Linked DNA regions of Homo sapiens: region 2 is linked to region 1. Evidence: read pairs that join two places in POLR2A ChIA-PET (ENCODE). Cell type or tissue: HCT116. All regions are shown on one strand. Each heading gives the region's core, and the rest is flanking DNA. Links, peaks and the distances in the headings are about the cores only.

Region 1 (5,382 bases), core at 383-5,382:
AAGAGGGCTTCAGAGACCACTACAGTAGTCTCCATTTTGCATAGTTTCCTGGTAAACCCAAATGATGCCTTTCCTGGAGCACTCTTCACTGTTGTGGCAAGCGACAAGTGAGACTGAGACTTGAGTCATACCTCAACAAGCCAAGGAATGCCAAAGTTCTCCAGCAAACCACCAGAAGCTAAGGAAAAAGCATAGAACAGATTCTCCCTCAAAGTCCTCAGAAGGAACCAACCCTATTGTTACCTTGATCTTGGACTTCTGGCCTCCAGAACTGTAAAAGTAAAAATTGAAATACTGGCCAGGCACAGTGGCTCATGCCTGTAATCCTAGCACTTTGGGAGGCCAAGGTGGGCAGATGGCTTGAGCCCAAGAGTTTGAGATCAGCCTGGGCAACATGGCGAAACCCGATTTTCACAAAAAATACAAAAATTAGCTGGGCATGGTGGTGTGTGCTTGTGGTCCCAGCTTCTTGGGGGACTGAGACAAGAGCATCGCTTGAGTTCAGCAGGTCGAGGCTGCAGTGAGCCTAGATCTTGCCACTGCACTCCAGCCTGGGTGACGCAGTGAGACACTTACTTAAAAAAAAAAAAAGAAAAAAAAAAAGAAAAGAAAGACAGAAAAAAGAAAATACTTTCCTACTTATAATATTGCATTGTATCTCTGCCCATATCTATCAATCTCAACATCTGTATATCAACCTATTATCTATCTATTTAAAATGTTATTCTTTTATTGTTATGTTCATTTTTTCATTAATTTGGATTATGTACCCCAGGACAGGAGAGATTGAAGACCATAAATTTAGATTTCTGTGTGCCCACTTATGATACAGAGCACTCAGGAGCCATAGCAGTATTATCAGTACTTACTTGGCTCACTAAGTTTTTCTTGATTTTCTGATATGACATAAAGGTTTTCTTTTTTAACCATCTTTATCTTCAGTCTCCTGTTTTTAGGTAGATATCATTACATAATATCTATGTAATATATCATTACATAATATTACATAATAATGTAGTAATGACTACAGTATTGAGTATTTACATTGAGCATTTACAATGTCTATGTACTTTATCTCATTTGCTATTCACAATGATCCTACAAAGTAAGTAATATTATTGCCCTTTCACAGGTAAGGAAACTAAAGTATAGTTTTTTTTTTTTTAGACGATGTCTCACTCTATTTCCAGGCTGGAGTGCAGTGGTGTAATCTCGGCTCACTGCAACCTTCGCCTGCCCGGGTTCAAGTGATTCTCCTGCCTCAGCCCCCTGAGTAGCTGAGATTACAGGCACGTGCCACCACGCCCAGCTAATTTTTGTATTTTTAGTAGAGGTGGGGTTTCACCATGTTGGCCAGGATGGTCTCAGTCTCTTGACCTTGTGATCCACCCGCCTTGGCCTCCCAAAGTGCTGGGATTAGAGGAGTGAGCCACCGCGCTCGGGAGCTAGCTTTCTTTTTTTTTTTCTTTTCTTTCCTTTTCTTTTCTTTTCTCTTCTCTTCTTTTTCTTTTCCTTTCTTTCTTTCTTTCTTCTTTTTTTCTTTCCTTTCTTTCTTTCTTTCCTTCCTTTCTTTCTTTCTCTTTCTTTCTCTCTCTCTTTCTTTCTTTTTAACATTTGGAGGTCAAGCCAAAGGAGGACTGAGAATTGATCATTAGATTTCGCAGCATGGAGGTAATTGGGAACCTTGCCAGGAGAAAGTTTGGTGATGTAGGTGGAGGAAAGCCTGAATGGACTACGTTCAATAGAGAACGTGAAGAGAGGAACAGGAGATACTGAAACTTTGTAAAGGCTCTTGCTGAAAGGAGATGTACAGAACTGGAACACTAGCTGAGGGAAGGGAGGCTGCGGTAAAGGAAAGTTTTGCTTTGTTTTGTTTTTGAAGGTAGGTGTATGTTTCTACGGAAATCTTTAAGAAAGGAAAATTTATGATGTCTGAGAAAGGGAACAATCTCAGGAAGGTCATTTTATCTGTAAAAAGCCATAATTCCACCTCAATAGGACAGCTGAGCCAATGAAGAAAGACAGTCATCAGGTTTGGAAGGTGGTTTGCATATCCATGGAAGCTCTATACCCCTGGGAAACAGTGAGGCAAACAAGGTCGGCCCCTGTGCGGGATTTATGACTCCTGCCACAGCCCTTGCGCAAAGGTCTGCAAAACATGGTCCGTCTTTTAAGTTCTTCACAGAGCTACAAAAGAGGTGCTCTCTGCCTTGGTGAGGGATGGGGCCAAGTCCCTACCCTGGACGGTAGCTGGAAGATGCTTTCTTACAGTGAAGAAGGTGGGAAGGGAAGAGGCTGGATCTCGAGGGAGGGGGAAACGCCCAAAGCGTGAAGGACACACCGTTTGGGACACTTCATCCATCAGCCCACATCCGACAGGGGTTGAGGTCCCGGTGGCATTTCACACCACGTTCTCTCCGTAAATGAATTCCCCCTTATCAATAGGGAGTAGTTGGCAGAACAAAGAATGTGTGCGCGTGGAGGCTAGAGGTGGGTGGGTGGGTGGGTGGGTGCCTTAGCACAACTCCAGCGGAGAGTGAGTGCGGATAGGAAATGTGTGTATGGCATGAATGGAAAGAGCCGAGAGTGAGTGTGGAGATGGGCAGGGAAGAGCTGGACGCGCCCCAACAGCCAGGGGCCTCCCGAGGGAACGTCCGCCAGTGATGCGGGAGCGCCCGCGGAGGAGCCTCCTTCTCCCCACCCACCTCCCGAACTCCGGCAGTCAGTGGTGCATATAGACATATTTCTGGGAGCTGTCCATGAGCTCATGGCTCTCCTGGCGATAGCGGCAGCGGCTAGGGAAGCAGCCTCCTTTCTCCCGGCGCCGCCGCTAGAATAAGCCCGGCAGCTCGCACTTTCAGAGCACACGCGCCGGGCGCGGCGCTGGGAAGGGGCAGCTGCTTGCCCAGCCCCGCGGCCAAGGTCGCGTCCGACCCCGGCCCGCCGCGGCCCCGAGTCCGCCGGCCGGGATGTAGGTGGCGCGGGAGGGACTTCGGCTGGGCGAGCAGAGGGCACAGCCGCCCCTTCCACTCTGCGGCGCAGGAGCCGGGGCGGGTCCGCGGGGCGCGGCGGCTGCGGAGACTCCGGGCGGGCGCGGGCCGCAGGCCCGACGCGGAGGAGACCGAGGAGACGCGGGAGACCCGGGCGTGACAGGAGGAAGAAACCCGGAGCCGCAGGAAGATGGCTTCTCCCACCTCCCCGGCCCCGGAAGGCGGGGCCTCCACCCCGCCGAACCCGCCGCGGATTCGTCAGGTGGGTGCACAAAGTGCGGGAGGGGCGCCGGCACCCCATTGTCCTCGCGTCCCCCAAGGGCGGGGACCTCAACCCCAATGCGGCGGCTCCCCTAGGAGCGGGGCCGACACGAGCCAACTTGGCTACATCGCCCGGCCCAGGACCATTCTCTAAACCTCTTTTCTCAGTCTCACTTCACACACAGACACACATACAGACACACACGCAGATAGCCCTAGAAAAATACACGTCTTCCAAAACCAGACGTGTAACTTCTGAACGCACGCACACTCACACACACGCACCCCGCAAACTCATCCCTCCCACCCCGCACAGAGGCACACACCCAGCTGTCACATGACCCACTGCAGAGCTATACCGTTAGAAGAAACCAGGGTGCCCCTGGGGGAAAGGTACCCCAGACCCAAACTCCCCGAGGACCTTGAGAAGGATTGCTGGAAGCATTTACTTCCACCCATAGGAGAGCAGGAACCTCATCTAGAGGTTACTCACCATTTCTCAACTTTCGGGCAAAGCTTCACCCAACAACTGCAGCCCTGTATCCTGCATTAGCCATGTAGTACAGAAAACATGTGTTCCTGTTCTCTCCACGTCTATAGAGACACAAACAGCTTCCCCCAGCACTGCAAGGAGGAATGCACGTTTCTTTGACTGTTTGAATAAGCCCTGTTTTCTGTTTGTATGGTAATATTAAAACAAGGGAGTACTCCATCTGGTTGTGATCTGTGATTTGGTATCTAGATTTTTTCCCCCCGGCTACCATTGCCAGGAACTATAGCACCAGCACCTTAGGTTATCACAGTAGTAGCGATTGTGCACTTGCTGTGTTCATGGTAGTGTATGAGTGTGAGAATATGATCCATTGACTGCAAATAGGAAACCTCTTTACCGAAGAGAATTGGATTCCTATTTAGAAAGAGGGCTAAAATTGGTTGATGAATACTATCTGTGCAGGAAAATAATGCCCAACAGAATGGTCTTTCTCCCTGGTAGTGTGGAAATTTTGAAAAATAAAGGAGACTCCAGGATTTATGAAAACGTGACAGTAAAATTGATTGATGCCTAACAAGGTCTTTGCCACGTTTGAATTTTAATATGTGTAAGTAGTGTTATATTAGGGACAACCTTTGTTTATGGGCATTTTTTAATGCAATGACTAAAAAGTAGTGTGTACAGTTTTTGTGGCAATCTGCGTCCCAGAGAAATTGTTAGGGTTTTAAATCCTTGTAGAATCTAGGACTCTAATTTTATGACAATGCATTTTTAATTGCACTTGGAGCTATTCTTTTTTTTATTATTTTCTGGAAGAATTGTGATAGCAGATATCATTAAATCTGTATTTGTGATAGTTATGCATTCAAGAATGAAGGTGAAATTATTGTTATTTGCAATTATAAATCATATTTTAAGCAAAAAATTATTTTTATATTTGGCTAAATATATATGTATGCACACATACATAAACATTGAGGAAGTAAAATTTGTTAATTTATTAATAAACAGAATATGTGCACTCAGACATTTCTATGAAATCTTATTCTGTAAAGCACTTTTATTGATCTAGCAAAAATACGTATAAAAATAGTTATACAAAAAATGTGCGTGGAAGGTCATTGTTATTTTGCAGACTAGACACCCTATTTAGAAAAGCTCATAATTAAAAGCTGTGTAAAATGACATAGTGCTGCAACATTCAAGTTATTGACTGGTGTCCTCTGTTCAGGCTTTCATTTATATGACCTTACAGTAGCACTGTTTTAGTGATTGGTGCATTAATTTGCATAGGATGTAGAAATAGGTTGCTGGAATTATTGGTCCTTCCAGTCTACCTGATTCATCCAGTCAGGTGGAACAGAAGTACTGACAACCTCTGGCTGCAGAATCACCATTTGCCTGAAAGTGATTTTGAGCAAATTAGAAATAGAAAAACGGAAGGGAAAACCGTGTTGTTCTACTAAGTGGTGAAATGTTTTAGGCCCCATTCACATTGTATTTTAACTGTGTCACTGTTTCCTGGACATATTTTTCCATGTTCATTAGTAATTCTTTTTCAAATCAATTCTGGATTGAATTGGAATTAAATTAAAATTGGAATTGTTTTACTCTTTCTGAACCATGTAAAAATTCAGA
Region 2 (5,382 bases), core at 76-5,075, 52 kb before region 1:
TAAATCTATATGTAAGCACAGTTTAAACATCCTTCTCTATAGGAAAATTGTAACTTTTGCTTATTTTTATTGGCACTGATTTTTTTTGTATTACCTATGTGCTGATTATCTTTAAAATTTTAATTATAGAAAAGTAAAATATTTTTGAAAACCTCTTAAAATTTTTCACGCATGTGCCAAAAAACCCATACTTCTATATAATTTACGCTACAAATTGCTGTACATACAGGTTTATAATTTTTTCGCTTTATACAGTCTATCTTCTGTAGCCTTTTATACCACATTGGTAGCAATACTTTCTATTAGGGAAATTATATACTTTTAGGTGAGAGTACCATATCTTATTTACCCTTACCCTGCCTGTCACCCATTTAAGTGAATCCTTTTCTTTTTAAAAAGTGTGAAATGCTCTGTAACATACCACATATTTTAAGTATTTTCTTATACTGACATTCATCATCACTTAGTATGTTGTTTTGGTTTTACGTAGACTCATCAGTCACAGGTTTTAACTTGAATACCATTGAGGTGGTGGTTTGTTTATCTGTAAGCCCTCCTTATCTGAAATACTGTCCTACAATCCTATAGCTGTCACTAAGAAACAAATTTTGATCCTCTTTGCAATGTTGGTGAAGGATTTGGCCAAATCCAAATTGCTATTACCAGCTTGCATTTCAGGAGACAGCTGAAAATTGAGGGATGTAAATACTGCTCTGATTAATCAGATTGCAAAACATTTAATACAAAAATTGCTCAGAGTTATTTCTAATCAACTCATTAAATAACTTCTGTTATTTAAAGGGTAACTTTATCAATTACAAATTCATCATTTATGATCATCAAAATCATAAAATCAATCCCTGCATTAATCCAGTTAGTAGTTACTTACATTTTGCTGAAACAAAAACTGAGCTGTGTTGGTTACAACTGTCTGTGACTTGCCCATGTGATTACCAGGCTAATTTGTCATTCTATGGGTTTTAAATTCTAAGGGTTTTAAATCAAGAGATTAGCCTGACATTATAATGGATATTTAGTATATATCTTTTGAGTTGTAGTAATTGAATATGCTCAAAAGTCAGTTATAAAACTCATTACTACTACTGAATGCATTCAAATTTCAACAATACTGAGTTTTTTACTTGCTTTATATCTAAATTTGGTACTAATTAACTAGGTAAAGAAGTGGGAAGGACTAGCAAGTGTAAGTCTCTGCAGTTTTTTTTTTTTTAATTTGGCAAACAGTTACTAAATGCCTGTTTTGTGATAGTTGCTGAGTGTTGGGATGAGTTAAGATCTAGTCCCTGGCTTCTAGAAACTCACAGATTTTATTATATATTTTTTATTATTAACTGATAAACTTTTCTTATTCTATGATGAAATAATACTTCCAGGTATTGCTCAGTTCTTTCCGTAATTCAAACATCTAAAAATTCAACATCTGAAAGTAATGTAAATTAGTTATGTCTGAAATTTTAGGTCAAAACGAAAGGGAGGCAAGATAAATAAGATTTCCCCCCCCCCCCCATTTAGCAATCTCCAGTTACTTCTTTAGCTTTATGAATGGAAGTTGATGAATTAGGAATTAGTGTAACATTCCTGCATAAATGCATTGTATACTCTGTAAAACCTGCTGTGAAAAAAAAAGTTGATTAAGAATGCAGGAATCTGGTTAATTTGCCCTCACAGCAGGCAGTGTAGGTAAAACTTTTCCTTGCTGGGTGACCACAACTTGTTTAGAAGAGGTTACTTAGGTATTTTTTTCAGAAAGTAAGAGCTCTTGAACAATGTGGAAATCTAGTATTTTAGGTTTGGTTAAACTGTTTTTCATGAGTTGTTATTAAAAGTGGAATGATTTGTACACATATTTTAAAGTCATAGTGATTTTCTACAGGTGAGTAAAAACAAACCTCCCTTAATCCTTTTTTTTTTTTTTAATTTTATTCCTTATACTACTCCCAGATGTGAACGCTTCCTGATTTGGGGGTTGGGGGACACTATTTCTGCTTTCTGCTCTATAAATCTGTTGTCCTTATAGAATATTCCCATTCTAGTGCAGATTTTAAGGATGTGATTTCAAGAAAATAAATGAAAATAAATTACTAGAGTTGATATTATTCAAATCTATTTTTAAGAACATGCTTTACAGGAAATATTTGATACAGGATATTTGCTCCTCATTAGACTGCAAAATGCTTTATTTACATAATATATTCTGGCATAACCATTGGAATAGTTTTAGAATTATTGTGAAACTTTTTAAATTTTATTTGTCTTTCTACTTAACTCTAATGCAGGATACTTTGGCAGCAATCTCAGAAGTTCTTTATGTTGATTTGCTAGAAGGGGATACAGAATGCCATGCTAGATTTAAAACTCCTGAGGATGCTCAAGCAGTAATAAATGCCTATACAGAAATTAACAAGAAACACTGCTGGAAACTCGAGATCCTTTCTGGTAAAACTTCATAGACGTTTCCTTTTTTTTTTGTTATCATCCTTATTGTGAGTAATATATTTTCTGAGTTTGGCTAATGAAACTAGTTTTTTTTTTTTGGTCTTGCTCTGTCGCTCAGGCTGGAGTACAGTGGTGTGATCTCAGCTCACCGCATCCTCCACCTCCCAGTTTCAAGCAATTCTCCTGCCTCAGCCTCCAGAGTAGCTGGGATTACAGGCGTGTGTTACCACGCCCGGCTAATTTTTATATTTTTATTTTATTTTTTGAGACAGAGTTTCGCTCTTGTTGCCCAGGCTGGAGTGCTGTGGTGCGATCTCGGCTCACTGCAACCTCTGCCTCCCGGGTTGAAGTGATTCTCCTGCCTCAGCCTCCCAGGTTAGCTGGGATTACAGGCATGTGCCACCATGCCCCGCTATTTTGCATTTTTAATAGAGACGGGGTTTCTCCATGTTGGTCAGGCTGGTCTTGTCTCGAACCCCGGACCTCAGGTGATCTGCCTGCCTTGGCCCCCCAAAGTGCTGGGATTACAGACATGAGCCACTGCACCAGGCAATTTTTATATTTTTAGTAGAGAAGGGGCTTTGCCTTGTTGGCCAGGCTGACCTCTGGTGATCCTCCCTCCTCGCCCTCCCAAAGTGCTGGGATTAGAGGTTTGAGCCACCGCACCTGGCAAAACTAACTATTTTTTTTCTATTCTGTAATATGTGTAAAGTAGCATTAAATATAATCAAAAACTGTCCTAGTTACTATTATTGAGAATGTAATGCCTTGAATATGGTTTTTCAGATATGTTCTTCTTTTCATCCATCAGAGTCTTTGTTTGTTTTTAAGGTGATCACGAACAAAGGTATTGGCAGAAGATTTTGGTTGATAGACAGGCAAAACTTAATCAGCCTCGGGAAAAGAAAAGAGGCACTGAAAAGGTAATTGATTCATTTTTGTTTTTTTAGACTAAACTTTCCTTGAACGTTTAATGCCAAAGTCAGTACTAGGTAGTCATAAAATGATCGTAGTTTTGCTATTACCTAACAAAAATTTACTGAGTATATACTATGTTTTAGGTTGGGAGGGAAAAGTCATTTCTCTAGATTTCAAAATGTATGAAATTGAATTATTTTTCTCACAAGGATACATAATTTTAATTTAGATTTTTTCTTTTTAACCAGTGATATACTTTAACAGTCTTGATATCTGGCTGCTATGTCTTGTAGTTTGGTGATAAATGATTATAGAAAGATTATCTTCATGGTAAAAACACAATGTATTCAGAATGTAGTTTATAAAGATAGGAGGCTCCATAGATAAGATGGAGAGACTTTATGCATAGTGTTTCCTATAGCAACGATAAGCTTTATTCCTCTTTCTCTAAGATAGTAGGTAATACAAACAAGCTTAAATAATTTAAAGCAAGCCCCTCTTTCAGTAATTTTATTTTTCTGTCACTTAAAATGATACTGGTCTGATCAGTAGTGGAATCACACCTGGGAATAGCCACTGCTTTCCAGCTTAGGCAACATAGCAAGACCCTGTCTCTTAAAGTTTTAAAACAAATTATTATACATGTAAAGGTTAGTACATTTTAAAAGTGCCTGGAACAAAGTAGGGTACATAATACCTAATATTAACTACAGTCATCAAAATTTAGAAATGCATATTATAAAAGTGTAAGAAAAATGAAAAAGATGAACTTCCTTTTTTGTTAGGTGAGCAAGTTAAAAGTCCTATTTCCTGTAATCTAAGCTTGTTGATTTGGGGTCATATTTATACAAAAAAAAAAAAAAACTAACTTAAAAAGCAAGTGTTTTTCATCAACCTTCTTCTACCATTGCCCAGAATTTATCGTGATTTGTGGGGAGGTGTGAATTTTGTTTCCTTGAAAGGAGACTGAACTTGCTGTGGTGGGGAAGCCTCCTGTGCTTCCCAAGGATTCTTTCAGGGATATGAGGTGTTAATTTCAAAGCCAGTTTGAGATTATTCAAATGTTAAAATCACTAATCCAGAACTGGTAACTGAAGTGAAGTCACTTTGTTAAATAATACCCTTCTAATTGGTGTGAAATTTCATTTAGATTTTATATATTTTTAAAACTAGGAATAAACCTTTTATTTTTCATTTTAAAAATTTAGAGCTCATCTTTGACTAGGAAGTTCTTAAATTGAGTTGGAACACAACTCAGTTATGACGTCAGGATTGTCGTTAACGCAATTTGTTAAGTAGCTATGGAAGTAGCCAGTTGACTCTTGTCGTGAAATGAAACGGAGGTTAACACAGAAAGTAAGTGCTGTGCAAAGCTTGTTGGAAAAAAGGAGTAGACCATAATTAGTTTAGCCAACTTGTTTGCTAGTTAATTCAGCTAATGATTTTTGAGTGCCTTGTGTTAGGCACCATTCTTGGAACCTGGGGTAAAGCCATGAATCACAAAGTCCCCTACTTTCATGAAGCTAACAGATAAACAATATAGTTTAGGTGATGACCAGTGCTAGACAGAAAAATAAAGTGTATTGCAGGAGAGCATTGTAACAGCTGAGGTTGTCTGGAAAACTCTCTGCAAAGGTTATGTTACAGCCAAGACCCATAAGGAAGTGAGCGAGTAAGCCCCAGTAAAGTTTAGAAGTATAGCTTTTCAGGCAGAAGCAAAGAAAATGCAGAGACCGGAAGGGAAGACTGTCAGGGACTAGAAGACCAGTGTAGTTGGAGTACTAGGAGCATCTTAGTAAGTAATGGAAATTGCTTAGAAAAAAAACTAGTAGAACATCAGTGAATCTGCCAAAAGGTTACATAAATACCTTACTGACCTGACAGCCCAATATTTCTACAATAGTGTTGTATTTGGCCCATAATTGAGTAAAAGTAAAAAAATTCTGGCTCTTAATATTCACATTATGGGGCCAGGCACGGTGGCTCATGCCTATAATCCCAGCACTT

Evidence for each region. ChIA-PET counts read pairs that join two places held together with the same protein. Peaks named below come from ENCODE experiments on the same cell type or tissue, not always from the same donor. Only the 100,000 strongest peaks of a DNase experiment are listed, where the experiment ranks them.
Region 2: POLR2A ChIA-PET joins it to region 1 with 9 read pairs; 10 of 35 experiments call an interaction of 5 or more read pairs at or near these places.

What each region holds. Positions count from the first base shown.
Region 1 is chr4:112,702,966-112,708,347 of GRCh38, forward strand. It overlaps a transcript of ANK2 not described here. Among named protein-coding and RNA genes, the nearest start is that of MIR302CHG, 56 kb to the left of the region's middle. RefSeq lists an enhancer at 1,638-2,337 and a silencer at 2,568-2,862. In HCT116, for the core only: no CTCF peak of the experiment used is centred there; a DNase peak (open chromatin) is centred at 2,747; H3K4me3 peaks cover 2,344 bases.
Region 2 is chr4:112,650,780-112,656,161 of GRCh38, forward strand. It overlaps LARP7 (La ribonucleoprotein 7, transcriptional regulator), which reads left to right. Exons shown (of 13, transcript NM_016648.4): 11 at 2,298-2,457; 12 at 3,289-3,380. Among named protein-coding and RNA genes, the nearest start is that of MIR302CHG, 3.4 kb to the left of the region's middle. In HCT116, for the core only: no CTCF peak of the experiment used is centred there; no DNase peak of the experiment used is centred there.